4 separate regions of the Mus musculus genome follow, and regions 1, 2 and 3 are each linked to region 4. A link is a loop called in an ENCODE intact Hi-C map of the cell type or tissue named here. Cell type or tissue: gastrocnemius. All regions are shown on one strand. Region 1 overlaps Myh10 (myosin, heavy polypeptide 10, non-muscle). Region 2 overlaps Gm40036 (a long non-coding RNA gene). Region 3 overlaps Myh10 (myosin, heavy polypeptide 10, non-muscle). Region 4 has its middle 14 kb from the start of Rnf222.

The links. Peaks named below come from ENCODE experiments on the same cell type or tissue, not always from the same donor. Only the 100,000 strongest peaks of a DNase experiment are listed, where the experiment ranks them.
Region 1: a loop joins it to region 4, with 9 times the contacts of the local background. A loop is called at or near these places in 11 of 42 quality-filtered maps.
Region 2: a loop joins it to region 4, with 4 times the contacts of the local background. A loop is called at or near these places in 14 of 42 quality-filtered maps.
Region 3: a loop joins it to region 4, with 2.7 times the contacts of the local background. A loop is called at or near these places in 9 of 42 quality-filtered maps.

The regions. Positions count from the first base shown.
Region 1 is chr11:68,804,666-68,812,665 of GRCm38, reverse strand. It overlaps Myh10 (myosin, heavy polypeptide 10, non-muscle), which reads right to left. Exons shown (of 41, transcript NM_175260.2): 33 at 7,827-8,000; 34 at 5,380-5,541; 35 at 3,745-3,873; 36 at 2,418-2,506; 37 at 942-1,065; 38 at 661-869. Among named protein-coding and RNA genes, the nearest start is that of Ndel1, 44 kb to the left of the region's middle. In gastrocnemius, a CTCF peak has its summit at 7,301 (motif pointing right); DNase peaks (open chromatin) are centred at 4,608 and 7,326.
Region 2 is chr11:68,563,494-68,571,493 of GRCm38, reverse strand. The region is part of intron 1 of Gm40036 (a long non-coding RNA gene); the gene reads right to left. Among named protein-coding and RNA genes, the nearest start is that of Gm40036, 5.3 kb to the right of the region's middle. In gastrocnemius, a CTCF peak has its summit at 4,888 (motif pointing left); DNase peaks (open chromatin) are centred at 4,872 and 5,276; H3K4me3 peaks cover 322 bases.
Region 3 is chr11:68,815,464-68,823,463 of GRCm38, reverse strand. It overlaps Myh10 (myosin, heavy polypeptide 10, non-muscle), which reads right to left. Exons shown (of 41, transcript NM_175260.2): 41 at 6,840-8,000. It overlaps Ndel1 (nudE neurodevelopment protein 1 like 1), which reads left to right. Exons shown (of 9, transcript NM_023668.3): 9 at 799-2,030. The coding sequence ends at 892. Among named protein-coding and RNA genes, the nearest start is that of Ndel1, 34 kb to the left of the region's middle. In gastrocnemius, no CTCF peak of the experiment used is centred here; DNase peaks (open chromatin) are centred at 942 and 3,986.
Region 4 is chr11:68,870,324-68,878,323 of GRCm38, reverse strand. No RefSeq gene overlaps it. Among named protein-coding and RNA genes, the nearest start is that of Rnf222, 14 kb to the left of the region's middle. In gastrocnemius, a CTCF peak has its summit at 3,261 (motif pointing right); a DNase peak (open chromatin) is centred at 3,264; H3K4me3 peaks cover 713 bases; H3K27ac peaks cover 2,991 bases.

The DNA of each region.
Region 1 (8,000 bases), 66 kb after region 4:
GAAGCAGCAAACCCTACCCACTGGGGAACAGTGAAATAACCACCACTCTCTGGCCTGGGACTGCGCCTGGTTAGAGGAGATGAACACGGAGAGTCCCTGCAGACAGGAACTGTTCCTTCCTAGCTGGATCTGGGTCTGGTGGAGTCAGGTAAGGCGACTTAAACCTTGCTAGTGAAAGCTTCATTGCCGTGCCTTGCTGGAGACACTTCAGGCCGAGTGGGGGGAGGGCTAGGGATGTAGCACCGGGGCTGCATTTCCGGTCCCATCCTCCCCAACGAGGTGGGTAGGAGTGCTACCACCTGCTGCAGCCGCCTGCTCATTCCATCCCATGCAGTGCTTTGATTCATTTGGTGTGATGGAAACTGCCTGGGGGAGAATGCTTTTGAGAAATACTGCAAATGAGCACCTCACAGGGTGCAACCATCAGAAGTCTGCAGTGAATCCATAAAGATGCTGGTGCTAGGAAGTCATGGGGCAGCATGAGGACTTCCAGCAGGGCCAGGCAGAGCCCCAGCCCCTCCTTAGGCACGGCTCTCACTGCTCTCAGAACCTTCTAGCTCCTGTGCAGGTCACACACCCTGCATTCCCACATTCCCTTGCACTGGGTGTTCCTATGGGCGAGGCTACTTCTGGGTCATGAGATGGCCCACAACATCTTACTTGGCTTCCTGCTCAAGCTGCTCCTCCAGCTGCCCAATCTTGGCTTCCAGGGCTGAGATGGTAGCCTTGAACTTGGACTTGACTGCCCCCTCCAGCTCCTGCAGCTTGGCCTTCAGCTCCTTGTTTTGTCGCTCCAGCTGCTGGCGGGCATTGTCACTCTTCTGGGCAGCGCTGCGCTCTGCTGCCAGCTCTGTGTTCAGTGTGTCCACCTACAAGAGGAGGGAGGTCAGATAACCTGTGCAGGGGCAATGCTGCTGCCCCCAGGGCCGGCCGCATGGCACCTGCAGCGTGGTCTTGCGGAAGCGGTCATTGAGCAGCTCCATGTTGCTCTGCTCCTCCTCCAGCTCCTCTTCCAGCTGTGCGATCCGCGCTTCCAGGCGCCGCTTCTCATCCAACAGCGCAGACCTAAGCTCGAGGAAGGGGCCGAGCACAGAGCATAGGATGAGAACTGTGAGTGTGACTCCCGATTAGTCCCTGCATTTATCCCTGATCTGTGGGTAAGCCCCACCCTCAGACAGTTCTCTTTCCTTCCCAAATCTGCCTTCCTGGTCCTGCACTGTCCTCTGAACCACTGTGGTGACCTCTCTGCTGCTTAACTCTGCCTCTAGAATTTGGCCAAGATCTTGGATGAACTCTAATGTCCTAGCACTCCCAAGGAGAAAGCAACTTAATTGGTCAAAAGAAATCATTAAAAACAAACAAACCAAGCCGGGCGTGGTGGCGCACGCCTTTAATCCCAGCACTTGGGAGGCAGAGGCAGGCGGATTTCTGAGTTCGAGGCCACCCTGGTCTACAGAGTGAGTTCCAGGACAGCCAGGGCTATACAGAGAAACCCTGTCTCGAAAAACCAAAAAAAAAAAAAAGAAAAAAGAAAAAAACAAACAAACAAACAAACCCCCAAACAAAAACAAAACCAAGAAACTCCAAGGAAGATTGTAAGGAAGCTACTAGCCAAGCCAAGTCTGAAAGGGAGGCCCTCAGGTGCCAGGTTTGGTCAGTGGTGTCTTGGCAACTATCCAAACAAAAACAACTATTGATTGCCACTTTACATTTCCTATAGTAACTTTATGGTAAACCCTATACATGACAACATGGAGAAATCAAATTGGTACTGACAAGGAAGCTTTTTCCTTGCTGGAAAACATTCATAGTAACAGAAGGGGCTAATTTAGGATCCTGAGAGGAGGAAAGTTATCAACAGTCTTATCCATCTGTGGGCCCCATGAGCTATGGTAATGGCCAGTACATCAAGGTATACTCAAGGATGCAATATTGGCATACATGTTATGGTGTTTTAGTTAAGGTTTCATTGTTATGAAGAGACACCATGAACACCGCAACTCTTATAAAAGACAATATTTAATTGAGGCTTGCTTACACGTTCAGTCTATTATCATTATGGAGGGCACTATGGCAGCATCTAGGCAGCCATGGTGCTGGAGGAACTAAGAGTTCTATCTCTTGTTCCAAAGGCTTTCAGGCAGTCTGTGGATGTGCACTCTGTAAGGCCAGTGGCACCTACCGCCACAGGTGTACACGCATGTGTGTGCATGGGCATATGAGTGTGTGGCCCTATGTGTGACAGGCAGTGGCTGAGGATGCCCAGACTTCTTGTCATCCTTTTAGACCTGAAGAGATGAGCAAGCCCACTTACTCTGCGATGTCAGGTGACTGTGCCTAGCCTGTGCACAGGGTAGGCCGAATGCTAGCGCTTCCACGCCACCCCTCCCATTTGCCTGCTGTCGAGGAAGACTCACTTTCCAGAGGCGCTGTTGGCGATCTCATCAGCCAGCTCGTCTCGCTCCTGCTCTGCGTGTCGGCGGGCTCGCTCGGATGAGGCCAGCTCCTGAATGAGTTTAAACTGAGTTAGGCTCTGGCCATGGTCAGTCCCCTCATGCTTTCCACACAACCAAGCAGCAGTCTCTATAAGGAAGGAGGCCAGATGTGCTACAGGCCCAGTAAACAAAGGCCACCAAGGAAGCGCTTCACTGTCACTGGTGTGCAGTGGCTGTATCCCACCATCCTTGCATGTTCCCTACAGTCATCGAGCACAAGATTCAACTCTGAACCCTACAGAGACACTGGCCACACCAGATCACAGCTCGTTCAAGGCCTTGCAGCTGCTGACCATGGTATGCTGAAGTACAGAGCAACCAAAAAGCAAATGGAGTCTGTTTGGAAGTCTAACCACACTTTTAAATTAGTTGTGGATCAAAGAAGCCATTCATAGAAATAAGAAAAATACAGCATTGCGACAGCAAAATTGCCCTGTGTCAAAGTTTGTGGGATGAAGAAAAAGAACCTTAGAGGGAATCTGTGTCTCAGAGTGTATGGAGACAGGAGCCATCAACCGTGCTGGGGCATGTGTGAGCGTGCTCGAGGCCCCGGTTTCACTCCCTGACGCACATGCATACACACCTCACAGAAGGAGAAAAATATCCCACAGGAAATAAATAAAACACAATAAAATAGAAAATATGAAAGGACTAAAAGCTGGCACTCAGGCTAAGCCTGGGCTCGGCTCCATGTCTGGTCCAGTTTTCATTTCTCAGCCTCTCCCGGACTGACAGGGTCTCAGCAGCGGCTGTAGCCTGTGCTGGTGAGTTCTCATGGCAACTGTTGTCCAGCCAACATTTCAGGTCATTATCTTTTGAGAAAATCTGGAAAATGTATAGAGAGAAATGCACTCTAGGTGCCTTATTACTTGGGTAGGATTCTGTCCTGCCTGCTACGTATGATGGAGACCTTCGTAAAGGATGAGTGAAAAGTGCTTGTTTTAAGATGTTCCGCTCCAGAATTCAACGGAACCTGCCGCTCTTTCTGTAAGGGGACAGCACTCCTGTGTGAGACAACATCCCTCCCTGGGCAGGCCTCACCCATCCCACCCCTTTCCCTCAGGGGAGCATTCTAGAAGGCTGTCTTACTAATGAGCTGTTGTGCCGTTAGCCAGGTAAAAGAATATGCACAAGCAAGCAACAGAGCGCTCGCTCGCTAGCAGGGGTGCTGAACTGAAATCACACCATCAAGGCCATAAAACACATTTCCTGTAGTCTCAGAGCGACTCTAAGGACAAAGCAAAGATACCTCTTGCAGCTGAAGAATTTCTGCTTCTAGACTCTTCAGTTTCTTTTCACTTTCTTTGGATTGAGCAAAAATCTCATCTCTAGATGCTCGAGCCTCTTCTAGTTCACGCTGGTAATCCTTCATCTGTGCCTGAGGTTAAATAAGAAAGGCCTTTCAGGGAGTGACGTTTATTCTCAGAATTGCACAAATGCATTCACACAACTGTATCACTTAGTTAGCTACAGTAGTGGCATCTGATATAATCACCTTTTCATTATAAAAATTCAACCAGCTATGAAGAAAATGAAGCTTTAATGTATGTTTCCCCCGACAGACAGATCATCAAATAGGGATGTCCAACCTCAGTCTCTACTTAATCCTGAAGTTCAAAGGGCGAGAGGCGAGCTGTGAGAGTCGCTGCTACACAAACATGAAGGTAAAGTTTGGATTCCCAGCACCCACAAAAGCTGGCTGAGCCTGGAGTCCCCGGGCTGGGGAACAGACAGGAGGATCTCTGTGGCCTGCTGGCCAGACATCTCCTGGCTGCATCTGAACTCCAGCTTCAGTGACAGGCACTGGAGAAACGAGCTAGAGCATGACTGAGGAGGACGGAGAGTGTGATTAGAGCTGAGAGTCCAACTCAGGATAAGCATCCCAAAGCAAAAGGACACAGATTCTGTGACCTGGGAATATCTGATAAACAGCTATTAAACACATTCAGCATTATATTTTTGTAATGAGTAATATTTTTTGTAATTATCAAGTCAAAATAAAAGTTTGAATTCAGCTTCAAAAATTTAAAATTTTGTATGTGTGTGTGTGTTTAGCCAGTTTGTATGCCGATGCACCACGAATGCAGTACCCACGGAGGCCAGTAGAGGGCAGCACGAGAGCCACCATGCAGTGGGTGCTGGGACCCAACCTGGGTTGGTCCTGGGCAAGAGCAGCAAGTGCTCTTCTAAGGTCAGCCATCGCCAGCTTTAGAGAGCACACAAAAGTGGACCCTCTGCTCCTAACCCTGCGGCTGTGCATGTGTGCAGCTCTGAGCAAATCACCACTGCCATCTCCTTCATCCTGGGGCTGTTCATGCACAGTCCTGCCTTGGCTAAGATGTTGAATGGATGCATGAAGATGTAGAATTATGAAGTTAAAGGAAAGATTTTTCTGAAGTTTTGGTCACAGTTTACACCTCTTTCCTTTCCCATCAGTGCCTACACCCAGCCAGGAAGAGCAGGGTCAGCCCACACCGTACTTTATCATGCATACCGCTCCTCTTCTCAGCGAGGCTATAGAACTGTATCATCCAGGTAGCAAGAGTGATGCTTGCAGCTGTCTGAAAATTACATTCCCAGCAGTGCAGGAGGAAAGGGACACCACTTCCCTTTGGAGACAGAGCTAGACAGTGAAGTTGTTGCTAAGGGCATTTAGGGGCACAGGACCAGATTCCAGCAAGGACACTCCTCCTGGCCACCATCCCCAGCTCTGACTCAAAAGAAAACCCAGTAACCTAGGGGACAGCTGCTCTGGTCCTCATCATGACAGTGGCTCGGTGACAAGGTGACAGTTGGGTGCTGCATGGTCTTCCAGCTTCAGTTTCATCTTGGTTCCAGTAAGGCTATGTGGCCTGTCCCACCAAGGTAAGCCTGCCATCCCTACCTGAAGTTTGCGAAGCTGCTTGATCACTTCATCCCGGGCTTTGTTCGCAGCCTCGATCTGAGCCTCCAGGTCCTTCAGGTCTATCTCCATCTTCTTCTTTGACGCCACAGCCAGTGCCCGCTGTTTCCGCTCATCCTCCAGCTCTGCCTCGAGCTCCCGCACCTGAAGGACAGTGTTGGATTACGTTATCCTGGGCTCTTGATACTTTGGCTAGGGGAGCTTGTCACTTTGCAGAGGTCCCTGTTACCAACAAGTCCCTATGTCTTATTAGCAGGTCTGGGCTTAGTTCAGAAGGTCTTGGAAACCACCCCATGGGAGAGGCCACGCCTGCTGGTAGCACTAGGGGACCCAAGAGGGAAGACCTTAGGCTCACAGTCCAGGTGACTGAGTCAGAAAGATAGGAAGCAGAGGATAATGATTTAACAAACAGGAAAGACGCCTGGAGCACAGGGCAGCAGTCCAGAGGCCAGGGGAACAGGCTCAACCCTAACCCTAACCGTGTCCTGGAGCGAGGGAGCTAGGCCTGACTTATGTGTCTGGGATCCATGCTGCAGAGCTAGGCTCGCTCAGGTTTTGGGCTTCAGACCAGGCAGAAGCCCCACTTGATAGACCAGCAAAGGGAAGCTAGCAGCTGAGGCCACAGGAAAGCTTTAGAGCACACAGCACACAGGAGGAGAGGAAGATACACAGACAAACGTGAGCTGGGGTAGAGCAACACACCCCATCCCCCATGGCCACTCATTCTGGGGTGTTCTTGACGCTTTAGCTGTACCACAGGACAGGATGGCACAGTCCTGGTTACTTGTACCCTTGTGTGAGGCAGAGGGGGTGGGTGGGAGAGGAGAAGCGGGTGTGTGTGTGTGTGTGTTTATCATTTCAGTCCAACCCTAATGCCTGTACTAACAATGAACTAAAACTGTCCAGACTGGGAGCTGTGCCGTGAGCTTCCTGGTCTGTCCTGCATTTCCATTCATCCAGGAAAAACTCCCATGTATGTAGGTGCCCTAGGTGATCTTGCAGTGGGGGCTCTGAGCAGATAGATCACTTGTCATGAACTGGCAAAGTGGGAAGGGAGGTGCTCTTTGAGTGACACCAAGAAGCCTAAGGGGGGGTCTTCTCCAAGGGGAGACCATGGATCTGTTGCACCTGCTCCTGCAGACGACCAGGAGGAGGAAGGGACAGATGGTTGCTTCCACTGTGGTGAGTCTCCGCACCTGACTGTATGCTGCAGATCTGGCTCTGCTGCGCTTGGGATAAGGAGGCTCTTTAGGTATGGAAACTGCCCTGAGGTTCTTCAGTGTGCTTTAAATACATCTATCAGTTCTTGGAAAATTGTCCTTGAAGAGGTCCTGTGTGTGGGCTGAACTTGGGACTCACTTCTAGAGAAGAGGACGAGAGGGATGAACTGTAAAGGCACAGCTCTCGCTGGCTTCCCTGGGCCTTTTGCTCTTGGGCAGGTGGCCTCCACAGGGCATGCGAGCAGCCTTCAGCCAGGCTGCTAACAAGTGCTGAGGTTCCTGTCCATGCTGGGAGGGTGAGCGCATGCGTCACCTCCTCCAGCCCAACCCAGGCCACCCCACAGAAACGGGACGCCAGAAATGTGGCTTTAACTCACTACGTTTGGCGTAAGTTAGTCAACAATAAAGAATGAATCAAGTTAATGTTAGTGAAACAAAAGTAGTAAAATAAAATTAAATATAAATCAAGACTGGTTTCCATGAACTCCAAGGGACACTCAAAGTATCCAAAATCACTTTCAAAGCACACGCACACACACACACACACACACACACACACACACACACACACACACACATACCTCAGAAACATCAACCACAAATTTCCTTAAGATCTATTTATTTAAATATTTTGAGCGTTCTGTCTATATTTAATATGACATGCATGCCTAGCTGAAGGCCAGAAGAGGGCATCAGATCCCATTAGAGATGGCTGTGAGCCACCATGTGGGCTGGAAACTGAACTCACGACCTCTGAAAGAGCAGCCAGTGCTCTGAACCACTGAGCCATCTCTCCAGACCAATCGTGAGATTCTTTTTAGGTTTAAAAAATGTAATATAAGCCAGGCACTTGGAATTAAACTCTGAGTTTGAGTACATAGAGAAGAAACCAATCAACCAACCAAACATACACTCACAAAATTAACTATCAACCCTTTTCTTTCTCTTCTAAGGAGCCCTTTAAGGGTGGGTGACTTAAGGAGGCCATGACATCTGAGTGATGGGAATCTGCAGTGTCCCCCCATCTGCTGGGCAGGTGGGTCCCTATTCTTAGACCCTGAGTGCTCTCATGGCTTCCCTTTGATGGACAGACAGCCTGGCTAGGCAGCAGTGATGTTGGAGAGAGACTATCTAAACCCCTTACTGCCAGACTCAGCCTTTCCTCCTGCTAGTGCTTCCCAGGGCACGGCAGAGCCTCCCTCCACCCACCTGCTTAAGCAGCAGCCGCTTCTTTTCTTCATTCTGCTCATCTCGGGTTTGCAGGTCCCTCTCAAACTGGGCCTTCATGGCCTGCATGTTGACTTCCAGGCGGAGCTTGGCATCCTCAGTGGCCTGCAGCTCGTCCTCCAGCTCCTCCAGCTGGGTCCGCATCTCCTCCACCTG
Region 2 (8,000 bases), 310 kb after region 4:
ACACACACACACACACACACACACACACACACATCTTGTGATTTTCTGTTGAGAATCCACATTTTAGATATTTTTTAACAACGTGGCAACCTTGTCCTCAGATGGGTTTCTTGGGTTTGTTTTTATTGTTTAGGACCTTGTTTCACACATCTTCTGAATTATTTTTGTACATTTTACATTCTCTGCACTGTGCAAGATCCAAGTTTTCTGTTAGCTTTTTTTTTTTTAAAGAAGTTTTTATTTTCATTTTTAAGTCTTGTCTCCTGGGGTTCACTCGTAGGTCAGTATAATTTAGTGGTCAGCCAATGATTTAGTGGTCAGCCAATGACTGATCAGAAGATCTCCCTAAATGCGTGCGTGTGTGTGTGTGTGTGTGTGTGTGTGCACATGTGTGTGCACATGTCTTCCGTTCTTTCTCAAGGAGCCAATTCAGGCAGCCATTAGATGTCCAGCTTGCACAAGGATTCAGGTCAGCCAGAGGTGACTGCGACTTTCCTCCTTGTAACATCTTTCCTAATCATTCAGGCATACTGAGCCTTCTAGAGCCCCAGGAATGTTGGGGCTTTAAAAAGTATCCAGTGCTTTTCTACTTCTCAAAGATGTTTTTGTAAACTTTTATTGTTGGCCACACTCATGTTTTCTGCAACCCAAATGACAGCGTGGGCAGCTGAGATATTGCCGGGTATTGATTGCTTTTGGTGACACTGAGGAGAGGGTTTTGTAACAGCCTGTGAGTCAAATAACCACAGCCTGGAGGTGGGCTTGCACATCTTTAATCCCAAAACTCGGGAGGCTGAGGAAGACCGATCTTTTTCAGTTCAAGGCCAGCATGGTCTACCAGGTAAGTTCCAGGACAGTCAGGACTATGTAGAGAGGCGGGTGGATCTCTGTGAGTTCCGGGCGAGCCTGGACTGCAAAGTAAGCTAAAGTCTAACCAGGCCACACAATGAGACCTCTCTCAAATAAATGTCCTGGCAACGTGACAAAACTTTTCTAGAATCTAGGAAATGTGCCAAAACTACAGAATGATCTGAAAATCATCTATCAAAAGGAAAATACCAACTTTCAATAGATCAATGCATCTTGCTTGTCTACTAGGTGTCAAAAGTTCGCAGTGTCAAAGCTAATGGAATTGATGTCTTTAGAGTTGTATCAAAACCTTATCTGAACAAAATAACCAATACATTGTCCAAATTAGAAAAACTCCACTTCTGGGACATTATGGTTATTTATTTATTTACTTATTTGGGGGTGGGGTTCGAGACAGGGGTTCTCGGTGTAGTCCTGAAACTTGCCTTTGTTGTGTGAACCTTGCACCCCAATTTAAAGCTACTGGTTAAATAAAAGTGGTTACAGTCAGTTACTGGGTAGACTAGAGGTAGGTGGGACTTCTTTGGGGGCTTTGTTTACAGGACTGAGGGGGGTGGCATGGAAGAGAATGGAGGAAGGGGGAGGGGGACAAAGGGGAAGAAGGGAGGAAGAACAAACAGGAGAGAGAGAGAGAGAGAGAGAGAGAGGGAGAGAGAGAGAGAGAGAGAGAGAGAGAGAGGATGGAGGAAGCAGGAGGTCGCCGTTAGACAGGATAGACCAGGAGCATGTGGCCAGAGAAGTGCCCCCTGAGGACAGAGGACAGACTGATGGAACAGAAATAAGCCTGGTGAGACTCAAACAGCAAGTAACTTGGGGGACACAGCTGGGAAATAGGCAATCTAGCGTAAGTAAAATAGTTTAGGGGTAATCGCCCAGTCATTGTGGTAAAGCTGATTAAATAAATCCATAGGATTCTGCCTTGATTATTTGGTCTGGCCAGGTTATAATAAGAACCAATAGAGTTATTAAATACCTTACAACAACACAAGAGGGACTAGTGGAGGGCCTCAGGTAACAATAGGAACAAACATAGATGAGTTAAATCCACAAAGCACAGAGATTATAAGTAGCTGCTATGCAGGCATGTGGTGAGATGGCTCAGCAGTTAAGAGCATTTGTTCTTGCAAAGGACCCAGGTTTGATTTCCAACACCCACATGGTAGCTCACAACTCTTTGTAAAATCAGTTCCACTGTCCCTGACCTCCACAGGCACAAGGCACATATGTGGTCCACACAAATATATGTAGGAAACGCATTCACACACATAAAATAAGAATTAAAAATCTCTAAAAAAAAATCTAATAGTACATTGCTAGCAAGAGATCGTTTGAGCAAAATTAGAAAATTAAAAAGGTTTAAAACCTGGGCATATTTGGGGTGGGGGAGGGGAAGCTTCAGAATAGCAATAAAAACAGAATAAAATTAAAGATACGAATAGATAAAAGATAAAAAGAAACTTTGTAGATTAGTGCAGAATAACAAACCAAGGAGAAATAACCATAAACACAGATATACCGTATGATGTAGCAACAGGGTCTCAAGTTACATTCAGCAACAACCAATTACAATGGGAGAAATCCCTGTCCACAATTACGTAGCGCACCTTTTCCAGACTATGGCGAGTCAAGAAGTCTAAATATAGGTACATTAGTCAGTTTTCTCCAAACATCTGAGAACTTGCAAAGAGAGTTTTATTTGGCTCACAGTTTGGGGGCTGGAGTCCAGGGACAGAGTGCTGCCTCTGCTGAGCACACCCCACCCCACCCTGTGCAACTCCACAGTGGATGACACGGTGAGAATTTGTGTTTTGTGTCACACACACACACACACACACACACACACACACAGAGACACAGACACACACACACACAGAGACACACATAGGCAGAGACAGAGTCAGAAAAAGAGAAACAGACATACATGCATACACAGAGAGAGACATAGAGACACACACAGAGAGAGAGAGAGAGAGAGAGGAGACAGGGGGAGATAGAAGGTCAGGGAGCACCGAGGGGAGCTAATCTGACCTTTGACCTTTCACTATGTTTCATCTCTTAAAGGTTCCGTCCGTCACCTCTTGATATCACCAGATAGTGATCAAGCTTCCAGTTCTGAGCCCCTTGATAGACACACTCAAACTGGGTCTAGACCATGACAGCATGTAAGAAAGAACATTTGGATAATAGAATCGTATCATTATGCACATGCATTTTTTTTAGCTAACAGAGAAAATGTCCACAACCTACCAAAAAAAATTACAAAGAGCTGGCAATCTTTAACTATAGTTGAAGTATAATGGAATGAAGCAAAAAAAAAAAAAAAAAATTAAATAAAGAAAAAGAGCACTTAAAAAATTCTGTGCTCCTGAAAACTTGTTTGCCAGGAGTAATAGCTCAGGCCTTTAGTCCTAATACCTGGGAGGCAGAGGCAGATAGATCTCTGAGGGTACAAAGCCAGTCTGTTCTACAGAGTGAGTTCCGGGACAGCCGGGAATATGTAGAGAGACCCTGTCTCAAAACAAAACTGAACCCGAAACAAAACAAAAGCTCTGTGTTGTTCCTGGCCAAAGACTACTAAAAAAATAATTGTCTCTGAGTTAAAGAGGAAATGACAAAATGATTTGTATTAAGCCCCTTTATATTGCTAATAGTATAATATCACAGAGTGGATAAGTCAAAAAGGTTTATGTTGGTTAGCAGGTCTGCTGGTAAAAATGATGATGATGGTGGTGGTGGTGATGATGATGATGGTGGTGTGGTGGTGGTGGTGATGGTGTGTATAGTATATAGGGTGCTAATGCGCCATTCATGTGGAGGCTGGAAGTTAATTTTGTGGGCTCAGTTCACCCTTCCCACCCTTATGTAGGTTCCAGGCATTAAGCTCAGGTCCACAGGCTTCCGCAAGCAAGTGCTTTTGTGTGCAGAGCAGTCTTTCCCACCTGAGAGAGTTCCCGTTCTCAGGGTGGAGCCAGTACAGCCCATTGCTTGTGTGGGTGTGTCATCTGCCCATCTCTCTGTGTCTCTCTGTGTCTCTGTCTCTCTCTGTATGTCTGCCCCTCTCCTCTATCTCTGTCTCTTTTTAAGGCCACCATGGGAAAGTCACGTCGATAATGTTACGGAATCCTAATGACCTCTGTAAGGTCTCACCTCCAAACACCACAGTTAGATTAAGTTCCCACCTTCTCAGTATCCCACAGTATCCCACGACCGCACTTCATCCCAAGGTGAGTTTTGAAGAGTACAAACCTTATTCGAGCCCTAGCGCAGGCTGCTCTGTTCTGCTTCTTCATACAGTCCGCACATTAGACTCTGACCACACACCTCTGCGCTTTGCCGTGTGCCCTTTCTCTCTGCTGACTGCCTTTACCCACCGAGCCATCTCACCCATGCCCAAAGCAGGGGATTTTAATTCAATGAGAGCAGAGACTCTTGGATTTTCTTCAACTTGTTTGGCATCAAATCGCATCTTCCCCACTTCATAGAGGCTCCAGTGAACACTTAGTGAATCGGACTCATAAACACCACGAAGCCCCTTTGAAATCACTCACACCAAAAGCTGGGGAGAGTGAGAAACTTGTCGGAGGGGAGGGGCCTGAGGAGCAGGTAGCCAGCATCTGCGAAACTGGCTTATTATTTGTGACTCTGACCTCATGTGGCCCCTCAACCATCCTAGGAAACGCAAGGGATTCATACTGTCATTTCTCCTGTTTCAGAGTGAAAGCCGCGTCAGGGTAACCTGTGTTCTCAGGAAGCGATACCCACGTTTACTCAGAGCTGGTGCGACCTGTTTCTTGCTGGCCAATGCTAGCGAGAATCTGCGTTGCGGATTTTCAGATCCCTCTCTTTGACTTGTTTCCTGCCTCTAAAAAAATCTAACTCGACGCTTCATCTCATGTTTTCCTATTCTTGCAGCCTCGGAGAGCTGATGGGCTACGGGGCCGCCTGGCATCATCGTCTGCTGGAGCTTTGGGAAGGGCATGAGACCAGGTTACTGGAGGAAGTGGAATCCTAGTATGTTTGGTGCCCCCTAGTGGACTGCTTCCAACCCTCTGGCCCAGCTTCTCTCTCTCTCTCTCTCTCTCTCTCTCTCTCTCTCTCTCTCTCTCTCTCTCTCTCTCTCTCTCTTCCTGCCCTCATTCCCTTTAGACCCTTTTCAACAGTTTATACACTCTGACTTCTAGGGGAGAGGTAGAAAATGGTTCTTCAGGCTTAAGAGGATGGTACCATCCCTTGCAAAGAGCAGAGAGTTGCAGATGCTCGAGGCTGCTGTCTGTGGGGGTTGGTTGACCTGGGGAAAACGTTACTGGGTGCCATAGAACCCTCACGCCTATGGTGCCTACCAGGCCCCTGAACTGGAGTCACATACATACAAAAGCATCAACTCCTGTAGGTTATTCCTCAGACTCAGACACCACCAGCGGGGCCCCTGCCTTGAGGACAAACCGCTTGGCCAGTAGACTGGGCATGGGGCCCCGTGTGCCTACTGGGCATGGAACCAGAGACTTGGTGCCAGGTTAGAAGAACAGAAATGAATTTTTTTCTTTTTGTTTATGTGTATGAGTGTGTGTGCACTAGGTGTGTGCAGGTGCCCATGGAAGTCAGAAGGTATAGCATTCGTTCCCTAAAGCTAGTGTCACAGGCCTGAACTGGCCAGGGTGGATGCTTGGAACTAAACTATGGTCCTCTAGAAAAGGGAAAAGTGCTCTCAGCCACTGAGCCATCTCTCCAGCCACTGTTGTACCTATAATTTTATGATCTGTGCATTGCTCTCAGATCTGGTACTGACAGCTTTGTGATCTCCCCATCTCATGGACACATGATTGCTGAAACCTTTTTTTTTTTTTAACTGTTTGTTTCATTATTTAGTCAACAGCCAGAGAGACATTCTGATTGTATCTGTGGGACTCATTTCTGTCAACATCGCAACATTGTTGCTCTTTAGTACTTTCCCTCTTTCTGGATGCAGTGCCTTCTCTCGTGGACATGCCATGGTCACTCCAAAACAGATCTCAGTGCTCAGCATCCTGTGTAGCTCCAGTTCACCATTTACAACACAACCCTCAGGAGAGCGTCAAAAACTAGAGGAAGGCCGAAGGAAGGCTGTGGGCTTTGCTGGGTCATATGTACGTCCAAGCCATGGATCTACTATTTAATTATTACGATCCTGGGCAACTCGGTCAGCTCATTTCTGCGAGCTCTGGTTTATTGTAATTGAACATCGCTTTAGGGAATTGCAAACATGACTGCATGTGGATATCTGGCACAGAGGCAAAGTTCAACCAGTATGCACCCCTCCTTTCCTTCTTTGGCATACAGGATGTTCACATCTGCCCAGCCTTATTTTATTTTTTTATGATTCCTCATATGAAATCAACCCCCACACAAGCTATCCCTGCTGTGGTCCTACCCCACCTAACCGCTCCTTGCCCAGAGTAGTCTCTCACTATCTAAATTAGTTTAGCATAGCAGTTGAGAGTATGGACCTCCCAGGTCGGACAGATATGATTTGAACTTTTACCTTTCTGAAGTTCAGCCATGTCACTCATGACATGAGGGTATAGTAATAGCTCACTTCATAAATTTGGTGTTCTGACTAAATGAGAGGACCTTTGTCAAGTTCTTAGTACAATGTCAGGGAGGTTTGCTAGCCTGGGAGCCCAGATTTGCCCTGAAGCACCAGGCCACCCAGAACCTGCTAACTTCGGTATTTCCCAAACATCTCCTAGGGAGTACCGTTTCTGCAAACGTTGTCAGGCAGTGATACACAGGGATTGGCTAAGATCAAACAGAGCTAAGTAGGTCTGTTAACTACAGAGCTCCCGAGAGCCCCGGGTTGCTAATAAGCGGTGTATGTCTCTAAGAGGTGGCAATAACTGTCATCATTTTCGAAAGCTGTGGGGCTGCAGAAGCCTTTGACCACTTTCCCTAACACTCCACCCACCCCACTAGGATTGCCCAGTCTACAAAACCCACTCCAAATAAACGTGAGTGGAACAGCTCATGGCTCGCTAGGTACTTACTCTCTGCTTCGCCAGAATCATGACTGTCAGAACGTCATGACGTCACCTAGAGCCACCAGGTTGGGAGATAAGAATTAGATGGACTTTGACCTTGTGACATTTACCTGACTGTCTAGTTTGAGGAGATGACAGAATGTAAGTCACAATTCAAAGCTGAGTCTTTGACCCTGCACCTCCTTCTTCCATATGTCGGTTTATCTCACAATCTTCATGGGTTTTGCCTGCCCTGCCCCATGCTTCTTGAATTATCCACTGCTTAAATGTTGAACTTGTTCCATCTCATCCTGTCCATCTACCTCTGCCACTTCTACCACTTCTTTTCTTCTTTCCTTCCTTCTTTCTTTCTTTTTTTTGGTTTTTCAAGACATGGTTTCTCTGTGTAGCCCTGGCTTTCCTGGAACTCACGCTGTAGACCTGACAGGCCTCGAACTCAGAAATCCGCCTGCCTCTGCTTCCCAAGTGCTAGGATTAAAGATTCGAGCCACCACTGCCTGGCTCCATCTACCACTTCTTAGTCTGCCCCTCCCTTCTAAATTTTCAGCTTGGTTCCCAGCTAGGTTTTGCTATGGTAGCAACATGGCTGCCTCCAAGCTTCTGTGGCCACACAGACAGAGTGGCGTCATCAGCTCCATCGCCCAGGGAGGCTTTCCTGTTGGTGTTACTCTTCCAGTCAGCTTATCTCCCATGCTCTATCCGAACCAAAGAGCACGGCCCTGGACCAGCTTGACCACAGGGTTTCCCTGTGTCCTGGAACACCTCCTCTGGCCCTGCACTCTTGAACCGCAGCCGGTTTCTGCTTCACCTGGCCGGAAGGCAAAAGCCAAAGGACCAACCAGGGGGGCAGCAACAGAATCAAGAGCTCTTTGAGAGCTTAATGAGAACAAAGTGACAGACCCCAGAGTAAAGGGAAGGCAAAATTAGAAGATTTTAGAATGTGAGCAATAGGCAAAATACTTGGCAGGGGGAAAAATCTATCTCATGCATGTAACTCTGTTTTATTCATCTGAGGCCAGTCAACAGTTGGCTGCTGTTTGGGGAGTTGGCACTGTACTTTTCTAGTCCATGGAATGTGATGAACATGGAAAACCTGATGGCTGGTGACATCAGATT
Region 3 (8,000 bases), 55 kb after region 4:
TAAAATTTTCTTCTATGACATAGATGATTATATATGTGTATATATAATATGTATGTATGTATGTATATATATATATATATATATATATACCATAGATTATATGTTTACATATGTGTATGCATCTATATTCATTCTAGACTTAACTACATAGATCATAGTGTCTGTGTAAAAGGCTAGAATAGAATAGAACCTAGGCTGTACACTGCTTGCATTTTCTTTCTTTTTTGGGAGGGGTTTGTTCTGTTTTTTTGTTTTGTTTTGTTTTGAGACAGGGTTTCTCCATGAAGTCCTGAAACTCTCTCTGTAGATGTCCTTGAACTCACAGAGCTCTGCCTGCCTCTGCCTGCCGAGTGCTGGGATTAAAGGCGTGCACCACTACTGCCCTGCTCTTTTCTTTCAAATAAACACTGAACATAGGCAGTTTAGATAGCTTGACCCTTTTTCCTTATATCATTAAATACATTCTGAATATGTTCCTATTAAAAGTACTATAGAATACATTCTTAATAGTAGTATTTATATTTCATTGTTTGTTGTATAATTATTTAATGAGCTCTCAGAAAATCAGAATTTGTTTATGGTGGCTCATATGGCAAAGTTGCCTAGAAAGGTGCACATGGTCTTAGTACCCCAGGATTGAGAACAAGCCATTCTCCAGTGCTTTGAATAGCTGTGATCCTACTGTGGGTAAGGAAGAGGACTAGTTACAGAAAGCAGCTAAGTTTCCTATGTGTAGAGTGATTTTAAATGAGTCTCTTTTTCTTTTTTTCTTCCCTTGCTATTCTGGTCACCCCACAGGGCAGTAAATGGCTTTGATCCAGCTCCTCCTCCTCCTGGGCTGGGCTCCTCACGCCCATCGTCAGCACCGGGTATGCTGCCTCTCAGTGTGTGAGTGCCCGGCCTCCAGGTGGGGCCCCTGCCCTCTTCCAGCAGCCCAGGACACCTACGCCTCGTCCCTCGGTGCCTGGGTCCAGCCCTGTGCCCCTCTGTCCGCCTCTTCACCGCTGGCAGAGGGCAGGCTGCATGCAGTGGCGGCTGCTGGGCCCTGCCCAGCCCCAGGACTCTGCGCGATATCAATACTGGCTATTTTCTCTTCTCGCCGTAGTGCCGTTGGTTTCACATGATTGCACTTTTGTGGGTCACAAGTGATACATACGTGTATTACTCGATCACTGGATGTGGAAGTACCCATTCATCACATCTGCCTCATAGCCCCCATCTTTGCTGTGCTGATAGGATTTAGTTGTGTTTAGGACATTGCAGATCTTCTAGAAGTTTCCCCTCAATCAGGTTGATAAGACCTTCTAAGCTTCTGCCAAGCATCTTCAGTGCTCACAATCATGTGTCCCCTAGCCTCACCCCTGCAGTTCAGGCCTGTTTCTGTCAGAGTCAGGAACATCTCTGAATTATGGAACATTGTCTGTACCTTCTGACTTTATGTAAGCAGTCCATTCCATTGCTTGTTTCTCAAAGCAGCGAGATACCTGTCTGAGCTGCAGGAGGCAGGGGCAGCCGGGACATGGGCACTTCAGGGCCGAGCCTCTGTGTTGCCTTCTCCTCTGTCCTCAGACTCAGGAGGCAGGTGGCAATCTCCTCGCCAGCATTCCAGGCCCTCAGTTCAATGACATCTCTCAGAGCATTTTTGTTTTCTCCTCTGAAGGTCCATCCAGTTGCATTGGGAAGGGTTGAGGGGCCTGATTCTGGGGCTGGCTAATGCCAGCTCTCGGGGGCAGACTGGCTAGGTGTTTGTCCCTTGCACCCTATGATTATTCTCATGCTGCACTTACTGTTTACATTTGTTTTATTGTACATAGGTTTGTAAACATTATTGCCTAAGATATTTGTATATAACTTGGGCTTTGTAGCTTTTATTTATTCAGACTCATATGGCATGTTAATTAATGACTTACGATGGTGTCCTACTCTGGGCAGCTGTATAGGATCATCATGTGGTTAAAAGAAGATACTTCCCTCCAAAAAAAAATCTTTTAATGTGGAAACAATAAATTTCACAGAAAAAAAAAAAAAAAGGGTCGAGATTGCTTTATTTGGTTCCTGCTGTTCCATGAGAAAAGACTACATGGAGGCAGTTCAGTGTCTCTTCTCCCACACGGATATGATGGAGAACAGGTAGGAAATGATAAGATTGAGGCCACAGGAGAGACTGTAGTCATGTATGTTTCTCGTCTTGTACCATTCCCAGGGGCAGCCTGAGAATGGCCCCACAGGATGGCAGGACTGGTGGGCTCGCCATGGTGTGCCTTCGTGGGCCCAGGCACGGCTCTTCCGTTTGCACTGCATACGACATTGTTTACCGGAAGTGCTGCAGTTAGAGACATTGCATGGGTGTGGGCTGTCCTCACACTTCTTTCCCTGGGTTGATGTTAGCAAGTGAGAGAAAGTCCTGGTGTTTGGTAGCAAAGTTGCAGGTGCCATGTTGAAGAAACTACAATGGGGTGTGTATGAGTGCCTTGTGTTCTGAACCCTGCCTGCTTACAGCAGCATACTTATGGCTTAAAACTACAAGTGTGCGGAGTGTGGTGTATAGGCAGGTGGATTTCTGAGTTCAAGTTCAAGGCTAGCCTGCTCTACATAGTGAGGTCCAGGACCACGAGAAGTATGTATAGCAACCCCATCTCCACCCTCAGCCCCCAAACCAAACTATAAAACAAGAACAAAACCAAGTGAGCAAAAGCAAAGTTAAGGAAATCAGATTCCTAAATGACTAGGAAACAAGATAACCTTTAACTTTCTGTTAACATGACAACAACCTCTTTATAGTTTGTTGTTAGAGATTTTGTCCTAGGCTGACTGACCAGGAGGCACTGGTAGCCATGTGTGCTCTGAAGAGTATAAGATAGTCTACCCTGTCTCACTACTTTGGAAGGATGGATAGGTCAGAGTTTGAGCAGTTAGCAGACCCAAGACCTAAAAGATACTAAGCACTTAGACTCCTTTGGTGGACTCAGGTGAGGCTGAGCCCCCCCACTCTGGCCTCAAGGGATTTCTCAGATCTTCTGAGGTTTCGTACCCATGGACTTACCCAGACTGCTCTGTCTACTGCTGCTTGTGGGTTCATGATGGGGGTAGACAGGGATGGCTGCTGTTGCTTTGGGTCCAGGTCTGCCAACGCAGCAGCGTGTTACACTTACTTTCTGTCTCTTGCTGGGAAGATGTCCAGTCAGTCCTCTGTCTTTAACATGTTTGTAGTAGCCCTCTCCATGTGACCCATGTGGACGCTGTTTGTGAGGGCTCTTCTTTAGCACCCTGTGAGACGGATGATGGTTCAGGCTACTTTGTCTTGCTGGCCTGAATCTTGCTTCTAATATAGTTGCCCGAGGGCCTGTTCTCCTGGTGGATTTGATGAGCTTGGTCTGTTGGTTCTGGGGAAGCCTTCCCTCTTGGAAGTACTAATCCACACTCCTCCAACCCCACTCAGTGTCTTCCTCAACAGTAGAAGACAGGGTCCCACTTCTTGGCTTAGTAGTCAGCGGAGAGACTCAATATCTACTGTGGGGCCAGGGGTGGGGTGGGCACTGCATAGATGAGACAGGGCAGCCACTTGCCCCTGTTTGCAGAAAGGACAGCTCAGAGCAAGGCCAGGACTGGCCATGGGACTATTATCTTTTTCTGTTGTGCTCTCTTCCCAAACGGGAGGTTTAGCAATTCGATGTGTAGTGCGGACCCGAGGCATTCCTCCTGCCTCAGCCTCCTGACCCCTGAGCTTGATAGCTGCGGTTCACTGGGCCTGGCTTGAAGAGGCACCTGCAGAAACAACAGTCTGTTAGCGCTCCTGTTGGGGGACCAGATGGAGTTTGTGCTGTTTTATGATGATTTATTCCGCTGTCCATCTGCACCCACAGGATTTCTGCTCGCCTTTCCTGTCAGCCTTCCCGGAGGCAGACGCGACCAAGCACACTGAAGTTTATAAACATAGGTGTCATGCTTGATGCCGTCTCTGCTAACATGCAGTAGGTAGAGTCCTGCCTGGATTGTGGTTGTGGGGATGCCTGCGAGGGCAGGGCTCACTGCTGGGCTGGCAGAGGGCCTGAGGAAATGCCACCCATGAGTGGAATGAGAGAGGTTCAGCGGCAAGCCCCGCTGCTTGCTGCACTAGAGATTGGAGCTAGGAAAAATAATATTTACTGACTCCTGCATGATAGGGAAGGGCTATTGATCTTTTAAGTCACTCATTTTATGATGTTACTCTCCATGTCTTAATCTAGCCTTATAGTGTAAGGCTATAAAAGTTTGCTTTTGGGATACTACTCCATGATATTAAAATACACTAAACCCCCAGTGTCTGGTGGCAGGGCATGGGATGGGCAGGGTGCTGATGTAGTCAGTGAGAAGAAAACTTACAAGTGGCAACACATTCAGTTTAAAACAACAAATCCAGGGATGCAAAGTGTGTAGTAAGTGTGACTTACTCTCCAGATTTTAAAACTGTCGCCAAGGTTGCCCAAAGAAAAGTCATAGTAATAACATTGTTACTGAGACCTGTGCTGAGAGGCAGGCGGGGTGGCTGCTGAGCCACCTGCCACCTCAGGGAGGACCAAAACAGCTGCTCGTGTGTCTCCTGGCTCTGGACTCGAGAGAGCCATTCCGCAGGCCCCGAGACACCACTGTTAGAAGATCCCCTTCACCACTGAGAACAGTGAAATGCTTATCTCCCAGACCTTTACTTTCTGTGTGGAGGTATTCGGCCTGCATGTCTGTATGTGCATCATATACGTGCCTGGTGCCCGTGGAGGCCAGGAAAGGGTTTTGGATCACCGAGCCATCTCTCCAGCTCCCATATACTTCTAATATTACTGAAAGCTTTCTTTGACTGTCTGCAGAAAGATTTCTCGGTAGGTCCGTTGCCCTGGCTTCCCCAGTGCTAGGGTTAAAGGCGTGGCTGGCTCACCACACCTGGCACTTCTAAGTGTATCACAGTTGACATACCATGAGAAGGAGGAGAGAGTGCCTAGAAGGACTTGACTGTGGGCCTGCATTCTGAATTACTCTTCTGATCCAGAGTAGCCCTTCTTCGTATTTTCCCAAGTAGAGTCAGCATCCTTTGCTGTGGTGTGGGTGTCATTCCTGAAAGGCACATCTCACTGTCACTTTCAGAACTTTCTCCCGAGTGGCTGACAGCCATTCTGCCGTGAGTCAGGCAGTGACAGACACCTACTGACAGTGACTGATGTGTGAGATTTTGGGCATTTTAGAATCTACACCAGCTGTATCGTCTCAGTCAGCTGGCATGAAACTCATTGGTTGTCCTTTGAAAACAAATGAAGGCCACACCACTGTAAAGAGTTAGACTGAATTTCCAGCCTCATAGGGTTTGAAGGATATGGGCTCCCTACTTGGTATAACACATAGGGAATGTAATATCCAGCCCATAGGTAGCTAGTATTGACCAGCACTGTGAGGTGAACATAGTTCCATGTCACATTCCTGACAGCTGTGTCACTGGGCAGGAGTAGACTGTAGGGTCTGGCCCGTAGCTGAGCTAGGACAGCCTTTTAGTGAAGGCTGGAGACTGCTCTTACTGTCTTAGGAAGGTAGGGAAGCAGAGGGACCAGCCATGGGGGTGATGTGGCCACAGGCTTGCTGGCTTTTTTATATATATTTATTATTATATATAAGTTCACTGTAGCTGTCGTCAGAAGAGGGCATCCAATCTCATTAAGGATGGTTGTGAGCCATTATGTGGTTGCTGGGATTTGAACTCAGGACCTTCGAAAGAGCAGTCAGTGCTCTTAACCGCCTAGTCCACAGGCTTTCTTCTCAGACCTGCTGCGGCTGTGGGGAGAGAAGCCATCAGTTTTCTCTTCCAGAGTCTAATGTGTAGCCATTCTGATTTGTTTTTGTGTGGGAGGTGGGAGCAAGCCTGAGACAGGGAAGCTTGCTTTCTAAGTGTTTTTCCTTTGTATTTAACATCTGCCCCTCAGTAGTACTGGGCCCAACTGTGGGTCAGTCAAACCACAGCAACAGTGCTGTTGGCTAGAAGGACATCTTAGCTAATGTTCAGGCGTTGGAGGAAACGGATGAGAAACAGAGGTCCTGGAGTCTTCCTGGTGTCAGGATGTTGGAAGCCTGCCGTCAAGCCAGGAATCGGTTCAGTGCTGTGGTTGCAGTGTGAGTACCCATGCCTTGTCCAGGAGAGACTTTTCAAATTACATTTGACTACAGAGGGAGGAATTGTCTAGCGATCAATGGTTCCTTCAACTTAGCATCTTTGTGGAATCAGGAACTGGTCTTGGTCCACAGAGTCTGTCTCTCCTGGCAGGCTGAATTGTTGAGACGCTGACATGCCAGTCAGGCTGCACAGGAGGAAAGAATGATTGAGAAAAACAGGCTTCTACATCCGAGTTCTAGGATACGGTCCCAAAGGTGAAGCCCGCCTGGATCTCTGTCCCACCAACCACCTTTCTTCTCCCATGGCCAGGATGGGTTTCCTACGCCCTTGTGTTGAAGAGGCCTAAATACACCTAGGGTGTGTGTGCTCACTTCATGCTTCCTAGGGTTTCTTTACAATCCCAGACAGTAGATACCAGAAAGGTTGCTTGTGGGGAGCCAGCGGCTCCTCCCCATTTGTTTCCTACACTTCTCTGGTACAGACATGCAATCCCAAACTTCTGGGATTCCTTAAAAATGGTCTAACCTAGTCTAGTCTTCAGTGACTGGGCCAAACACTTGTACATTGTCCCCTGCCTTCAGGTGTTGGCTGTTTGCTGTTTTTGGGAGACCCCCACCCTGGTGTGCTTGGTTCAGGTGTGTGATTCCCCCTCCAGTCAGACCACAGATGGGAAACCAAGAACAGAAGGTGCGGAAGCAGAGTCCATGGTCACATGATTATTCTTGTTTATTGAGGTCTGTTTGTTCTCAACGGGTGCTTTTTCCTCCAAGTAAACAGAGCAGGCGCAAATATCTATAATGAATAAATTTATTGTCTTACAAAAATCATTGTCTAGAAATATGGGAATACAAGAAAAGATATTTGCAGTCAGGTGTCTGGTGGTCAACAGCCAGTACAATTCATACAGGGGAAATCAAAGATTCCAAACCCATGTGACCAGTTCTTCCTCACAGATGTTAAAGCTTTTAACCCAAAAGGTCCGTGTTTTCCAGCACATCGCCACGGTCGGGGCTTGTCACTAACACTGATTTGCTGTCACTGAATGTTTGCGCATCTACTTCACTAGAGAGGTACATGATATGAAGCACAGTCAGAACTTAATACATTAAGTTGTTATAGAGGCAAATAATATATTTAACATTGTCTTAGTACTGTAGTGTCTAAGGCACTTTCTGTAATGTCAGTTTGCTCAACTATCAACCAAAAACAGAATGCTAAGTGTTCATTGTAACACTGTCCAAAGGAAGGGAAAGGGAAAATGAAGGGTCACACGCCCGCTGGCATGTCAACATTCAGGCAGATGGCATCTTCTTGAGGCTATAGCCTCATTGACAAACTTGGAACACACCTCCGACATAAAACTAATATTCCCGTTTTGGGCTCAAAGCAGTGGCTGAATTTGCAAGAGGGCTTGACTGCTTGGAGAGGCCTTCTGCGAGCACCCCAAGGGTCACAGAGGCTCACTCCTGAATTGAGGGCATTATCAAGCCAGACACTCAGGAGACCACCTGGAAGTTACTGTGATGGCTGCCACCCGGGGCACCTTATGTGTTGTGGCCACTGTCCTCTCTGTGCACAGAGCTCTGAGACTATTCACATTGAGACGGTGGGGACACCATGAATTTGAGGGGCAGGGTCACCCCTTGGGAGATGGGCAGGAGAACCCCAAATGGATGCTGCTTCCCCAATCCAAACCCACCCCTAAGCCGCCAAAGCCCCTCTCCCAGTTTGCTCACTGAGACAGTGATCACTATTCACAGGAAATGAGAGACACAAGTGCAGGTTAGGTTCACAATGTTCTAAGAGACCAGGTGTGGTTGAAGGAAGGGTCAGGGCCACATGAACACAGAACTAAGGTACCTGTCAGTAG
Region 4 (8,000 bases):
AAAAAAAAAAAAAAGAATCAGATGTAAAATAGCTAGAATAGAAGAGAGGATTAGTAAACTTGAAGACAGGTCAGTAGGAAATATTCAGTCTAAATCACAGTAGAGAAAGTAAAAAAAATGCAGCCAAGCACATAGCTGGAGCCCACTGGGAAGGGTTGGAGCCCGCTGGGAAGGGTTGGAGCCAGCTGGGAAGGGGTGAATATGGTAATTAGAAGCAAGTAAGCAGTCAGGAGCATGAGTTGGGAGTTACAGACTGAATTTTGCAATGCTGGTGAGCAGACTTTAAACCATGGAAACTGTGCATCTCAGGAAAAATCTGCATACAAGACGGCAGGCGTTAGGGGCTGGAGAGATGGCTCAGCGGTTAAGGGCGCTGGGTGCCACACCCATCTGTAATGTGCTTCCGGCATACAGGCGAACATGTAGATCCGACATTCAGGTACATTAGTTAAATATTTCGAAAACAAAAAGAAAAAAACGACAAGAAGGGCCAGTGAGGTGGTCCAGCAGGTAAAGGCTCCTGGCACCAAGCCTGAGCGTCTGAATTCCATCCCCGGATCCCTGTGATGGAAGGATAACTAAGTCCTTCTGACCTGGACACAGATGCCATAGTAAGCACACACATGTGCGCACTCAGGTACACATGTAAATGCAGTTAAATTGTTTTTTTGTTTTGTTTTGTTTTTAAGATTTATTTATTTTATATATGTGAGTATACCGTTGCTGTTTTCAGACACACCAGAAGAGGGCGTCAGATCCCAATACAGATAGATGGGTTGTGAGCCACAATATGGTTGCTGGGAATTGAACTCAGGACCTCTGGAAGAGCAGCCAGTGCTCTTAAGCTCTGAGCCATCTCTTCAGCCCCTAAATTGTGTTTTAAAGTTGAGAAAATGTATACCTTTTGTACAAGAAGAATGCTGACAGTTCACTTTCAAGATAAAAGACAATGGAAGTTAAGAACACACACTGTCATCTCCAAATGGCTGGAAGAGGGTAGGTGTCCAGCTGGAGAGATGGCTCAGCGGTTAAGAGCACTGACTTCTTCTCCAAAGGTCCTGAGTTCAATTTCCAGCAACCACATTGTGACTCACAACCATCTGGCGTGAGATCTGATGCCCTCTTCTGGTGTGTCTGAAGACGGCGACAGTGTACTCACATACATTAAAAAACGTAGGTGTCAATTTAGATTTTTTTTTTTTTGAGACATAGTCCCAGGTATCCCTGGTGGCCTGAGGCTCGCTGCTTAGCCAAGGATGCCCTTGAACTCCTGCTTCTCTTGCCTCTAGTGCTTTGGTGACAGGCCTGAGCCACCACCATCCAGCTCAGTGTGGTTAAGCCAGGCAAGCACTCTTAACCAGCCGTTTCCCTGTCTGGAAGGAAGATCTCCAAGCAGAAAAATGACTCCCAGGAAGGAAAGCCCAGACAGAGAGGAACAAATAACTTAAACAAAGAAGATACAGCGTCACATCGAGTATTGTCTTGAACTTTAATAAGTTTAAAAATATATGAAGAGTCCCATCTCACCCATCAATCAGGATGGTTTCTTTCTTTTGATTCCTACATCAAACAATCCCTAGGTTTAGGGAAGTTTACAATTTAGTGCTTCAGATACTTTTAAGCTCTCTAAAAGTATCATGAGGTGAGTAATACTAGCTATTATTGAGGATATTATTCATTACCATTTTTACTTTTTTTCATTTATTTATTCGCTTAACACCCTGATTGCTGTCCCTGCCCCCCCACCCCCCTTCATATAGTCCCTCCTCCCATCTCCCCTCCCCTTCTCCTCTGTAAATGTGGTAGCTTCCCTTGGGTATCACCTTACCCTGGCACATCAAGTCTCTTTTTGGAGACAGGGGTGATCTCTCTATGTAGCCTTGGTGGTCCTGGAACTCGATATATAGACCAGGCTAACCTTGAACTCACAGAGATCTGCCAATCTCTGTTTGCCCGAACGCTAGGATTAAAGGAGTACCACCACGCCCGGCCTAAAACTTGTTAGAAGATTTGTTTTATGTGTCTGAATGTTTTGCCTGCATGCATGTATGTGTCTCACTTGTGTGCCTGGTGCCCTGGGAGGTAAGAACACAGAAGGTGTTGGATCTGCTAGAACGGGAGTTACAGGGGTTGTGCTGAGAATTGAATCTCGCTCTAAAATGCTGGATCATCTCTCCAGACCCAAAACTAAGTAAAAAGTTTAAATGTCAGCTGGGCAGTGGCGGTGCACGCCTTTGATCCTAGCACTTGGAAGGCAGAGGCAGGTGAATTTCTGAATTCAAGGCCAGCCTGGTCTACAGACAGTTCCAGGCCAGCCAGGGCTACACAAAGAGACCATGTCTTGAAAAACCAAAAATAAACAAAATTTTTAAAATTGAGATGTCTTCTCCTATTTGCATTTTTTTCTACTATGATTTTGTGTCTGGCATCCAGTTTTCTTTTGGGATGGCTTTCTTACTGATTTTACTTTTTTTTTTTCCCTTGGCTTTTTTTTTTTTTTTTTTTTTTTTGGTTTTTCGAGACAGGGTTTCTCTGTGTAGCCCTGGCTGTCCTGGAACTCACCCTGTAGACCAGGCTGGCCTGGAACTCAGAAATCTGCCTGCCTCTGCCTCCCAAGTGCTGGGATTCAAGGTGTGTGCCACTACTGCCCGGCCTGATTTTACTTTTTGAGACAGAACCTCATTGTGTAACCCTGGCTGGCCTGAAATTCTCTATGTAGACAAGGCTGGCCTGGAACTCTTAGAGATCCTCTGGTCTCAGCATCTCAAGTGCTGGGATTGGAGGCATGTGCCTCCTTGCCTGCCTCTTCCTGATTTAGACTGCTATAAACATAAGACAACGAGGGACGTGTCCATGTGACTGCTAAAAAGTTTGGTTGCTGGGACCAATTTGACATCTTTATGTCTTTTTTCTTAGTCAGAACACCGAGGGTGAGGTGTGTTACTACTTTGACTAGTCGGAAGGCTTTCTTAGCTAAATCCTAAAACTTTTCGCTCTAGTAAAAAGGCCTGGATGAACTGGACCGAATTGAAGATGCGGAGGGGCTAAGCAAATGAGGAGTGATCCACTGTTGTTATTTAGAGAGTAAGGAATTGCCTGAACCAGTCACTGGAAAAAGGAATGATGAATGTTGAAGAAGCATAAATAACAACACCCCCCCCCACCCCACCCCCCAGAAAGACTCTTAAGGATTCACTATTTATAGAAGGCTTAGAGGCAGAGCTGCTGGGTTACCCTAGCAGAAATGCGTTACTAGAACCAGCAGGTGGCGCTCTAAAGACAGCTCTTTGCTGTCCATATTTCCATCTTAGTCCAAGGTCTTGTTGACATTTCTAGAATGTTGACATTGAACAGAGTGTGGAGAGCTTCCTAGTTCTAGTTTTTGACTCTGCTACATCCAGGGGTGAAATTCTCAAAATCAAGAACCCTGTGAAGTTTGGGGTTTTGTTTTTCTATGCTTGCTTTGCTTTTGGACTCCTCTAGAGTACCACCCCACTCAATTCAGTGTGCACCTGTGGTGGCCTCTAACTATGAAAAACGTGCCCATTCCCTGGTTTTCCTGTGAAAATGTAAATTCTGATTCTGTAGCTGTCAAGTGAGGCCCGATTCTGCCTTTTAAACAAATTCCCTTTTTTTTTTTTTTTTTTTTTGATGACTTATGCTCAGAATTGAGTTTAGTGTGTGCTCTTTGTGCGAAGTCCTGTCTCTGCGCTGCAGTGGGTGAGAGGGACTCACACCCAGGCGCATCCAGGAGCAAACCTAATTCCATTTATGTATTTGTTTGTTTGTTTATTTTTGAGACAGGGTTTCTTTAGCCTTGGCTATCCTGGAACTAGTTCTGTAAATCTGGTTGGCTTTAAACTCACAGAGATATGCCTCAGTGCTGAGATTAAATAAAGCCTTGCACCACCACCACCTGTTTTCCTTTCATTGTTGTTGTTGTTGTTGTTGTTGTTGTTGTTGTTGTTGTGTGTTGCTTGTGCCTTCAGAGGCCACAGAGGGCTGAGTTGAAGATGCAGGGGGTTATGAGCCACTATGTCGGGGCTGGACTGAGCATCAGTCCTCTGGAAGAACAGCAAGTGCTCTTAACTGCTGAGCCAACTCTCCAGCCCTAACACAATCTTATAGATAAATGCAAATGGCTACTTTGAATCCATCAACTGAGTGGTGTCTCCTTGGGCAATTTTTGTGAACATGTTGGGGCTCAGTTTTCAGATCTGTAAATGAGAATACCCTTGGCCTTACAGAGTGTCTTGACGTTAAATCAGAATGGGTTAAACCCCACCCAGTGCCTAGCACACAGTAAAGCTCGATGAAGCTTGGAGAGTGGAGCCAGATGAACAGTTCTGGTGGAGAGGTATGCTGCAGGAAGCAAGGACTGGGTCCTCATCAAGTAGAGGCCATCTCAGCTGTCAGGACCGTCATCATCTGAGAAGGGGGTCAGGGAGATGGGGGCAGAGAGCCAGGGGCCAGGCTATTGGTCAGCAGGTGATAAACATGATTTGAGGGGGAGTTGAGTTTAGCAGGCTAAGCAGGTTTCATCTGGAGGTGGAGATGATGGAGGCCTTCAGGCAGCTTGGCAGTTTTCAGCTCTCTCTCTCTCTCTCTCTCTCTCTCTCTCTCTCTCTCTCTCTCTCTCTCTCTCTCCAGGGCGTGTCTGTGTAGCCCTACGTGTTCTGGAACTCACTTTGTGGACCTGGCTAGCTTCAAACTCAGATCTGCCTGCCTTTGCCTTCCAAGTGCTGGGATTAAATGCACAGCATCACCTGACTAGGCACACACGCCTTTCCCATCTTTCAGAGCTTTCTGGGATTGTGAGAACCACTTTTAAAGTATGCCCAGGGGGCCTTGTCTTGCTTTCATGAAAAGCTTTGCCTCAACCTGCAAAACCCTAGTCCTGTTGCAGTGGGTCCCTCAGCTCAGGTACAGCTTGTCTGTGTGCTTCGGTATGGGTTTGTTTGACATGACCACAGCCATCTTGAGTCATAGCCACCGTGATTGCCCCTGAGTAACCCTGGCCGGTTTTTCCTGTATGGTCTCCCAGCAAACCACAACTAGATAAAACCATTAAAGTCAAATATGGGGCTTTGAACAACCAGACCCTGGCCCCAGGAATACACCCGACTCTTTGATATTTTGTTATGAGATACCAGGTATGTTCCAGCCAGGATGAAGTCACTTTTGTCCCAGCCCACAAGTATACTCCTCTTTCTGACCCAGATTGCCAGCTATAGTTTTTACTGTCACTCAAGACTATACTTCCTTAGTAAGTTCTATAGTAAACCCCTCTCTCTGTAACCTTACATGTCTGCCTATCTGTCTGAGGTATCCTGTCCCCTTGAGGTCAGTTCACAGTTTAGGACTGGGTTTAAATAGGGCCATGTTTCCATCAGATCACTGAGAGCCACAAATATTTATAGACTAACTTCCAGTACTTGCTGGCCCCTCCTAGGCACCTATTAGAGACAAGTATGTACAAAACCTGCCTTCTCTGAGAATAAAGACACCCCTATGGGAAATGACTTCCCAGGGAAGCTTCTTGTTTTGTGTTGTTAACAACAGATAAGGCATTGTTATTTTGTTTTCCATAAGACGGACATTTGTAGACTAGACAGGAGCAGGCAATAACTTTAACGTGTTATCCGTGCCCACTTTTACTAATGGCTCCTGTTCTATTTGGTAAGACTAATGGGCACAGGAGAACGGCAGTCACTGTGGAGGCAAGAGACGTGGATGGCTTACGTGATCTGATAAAGACTTAGGGAATGGACCAGCCTTGGAAAGGCAGGAAGGGGACAATGCTGACAGCTCAAGGGACTCACTGGATCTTGGGATTTATATGGAGGTAGTTATACACATTATCCCATCTGAGCGGCAAACAGTGGCAGGAGTCAGCACTGGTGTTAGCTCCAATTCCTAAGAGGGAAAACGAGGTTCAAGGATGAAAAGTCTAAGCTCTCTGCCTTTAAGATTGTGTTCTCTTCTCTCTCTCTCTCTCTCTCTGGTTTGTTTTGGTTTTGAGCACTGGCCACAGAGCCCAGGGCCTTACCCAGGCTGGGCAAGTAGAGTACCACTGAGCCACACCCACGAACCCCTAATTTGAGCTCTTACTTGCTGTGTTATTGCACCGGCGTAGACATAAAAACATTGGCACCTGTTTGTCTCCTCCACTAAATTAGTTAGCCAGCGTTCATTCGTCCTTAGGGACAGAGGGGAGAAGTGGGTGAGAGGACCAGAAGCAGCCGTTCACACGCAGACAGCAGAGGTGGAGAGCCTTGAAGCTATGACTGGCATTTCTTACTCCCTTGCCCAAGCTCCCAGGTCTTGCTCAACTCCAGCTGAGTAACAAGGCTGGCAGGGTTGCCTCACTACTTGACAGCAGGCCCCAGCCTTCCTGGCTCAAACTCACTTCCTGTCCCAGAGTCTCTTTTGTCAGACATGATTGAGTCTCCTTCTTCCTGTTGACCTCTGCTTTTTCCCAGCTGGCCCCGGGTGGTCCCCACGTGCTGCTGTGAACCAGATCAGCTGAGGAGCCAGGACCAGGTGCCTTGCAACTTTGGGGGATTGGAGTGAGGGAGGGGAAGGAATGGGTGGGGGGCTTGGGCGTGGCCTGAGAGACACCAGAGTGGAGGCTTCTGGTGTCTGAGAACCCTTTCTGCCCATATGGTGGCCAGTTAGGATGAATGCCATTATGTCCCTGTGATAGGTGACACTAGGCATTTGCTATGGTGCCTTTTTTCTGAAAACACAGTTATCTTCCCTCATCTGGATCCTGATCACCTTGATTTGGTTTTTATTTCCTGGCCGCCTGCTAGTATTTCTTGGAGGGGCGGGGAGCTTTTTGGGTTCAGACAAGTTTATCTGGGCTGATGGAGAGACAATCAGGGTGAGGCAATGATGTCATGCCGGACTGAACAAGTGAGGGGCTTGTTTTGAAGTCTTGGCTGCTTCTAAATCGCTCAACTCCTGACGGGCCAGCGGCTTCTTTCGTTCTGTCTTCTTGCCTATGGATGGCGAAGTATTTTTATTTTATTTGAACTCGTCCAGAGCTTGTAGGACAATGGTTATGAAAGTGTTTCCTACACTGTAAGGAGGTTGTGTTTCTCAAGGCTTGGGGCTCTCTTTATTTCGTTTTCTAAATGGAACTAGACATACTTTTTCCATGATACTATCTTATTTGATAAAATACAAGCTATCCATGCAGAGACACTGACAATCTTTGTATAAGTATATCCTCAAATATGAGCACTTTGACCTACAAACATAGACATTTTATCTATTTTTATGTGTATGTCTGTGGGTGTGTATGTGCACACATCCATGGGTTCCCTTAGAGACTAGACACTTGAATCCCCTAGAACTGGAGTTAAAGACACTTGTGAGCCTCCATGTGGGTGCTGGGAAGCAAACCCAGCCCTCTGCAAGAACAGAAGTTCTCGTAACCATTGAGCCATCTCTCCAGCCCCCCCCCCCCCCCCAGTCAGTCCCCTTTGAGCCAGGGGCTCACATCTATTAGTCTTGGCTGGTATAGAATTTGCTATGCAGATCAGGTTGGCCTTGGGTCTGTCTTGATTTTCCTGCCTCTGCCTTCTGGGTGCTAGAATCACTGGTGTGTGCAGCCTCACCCGCTCCCAACAACCTCACCTGGCCTCAAAATACACATGCTTTTGAGACAGGCTATGATGTTGACCTTGAACCCTGACTCCTCCTGTGCACACCCATCCAGTGTGAGGATTACAGGCATGAGCCATCACACCCAGCTGACATACACACTTTCAATAAATTTTTTAATGTTGAATTCTACTTACCGTCCTGTAACTTCTTTGCATTTAATGTCTTTTGAGTCATCGTATGCTGATTCACAAATATCCACCCTGTCCTGGACTGCTGTACCATATCCCATGTGTGGATGTAGCATGCATGGCTTGGTAAAGTAAACTGATTTGTGGGTAGTGATAGGCTTTCAGTGTGAGTCTATAAAAGTAAGCTGTACTGCAGAA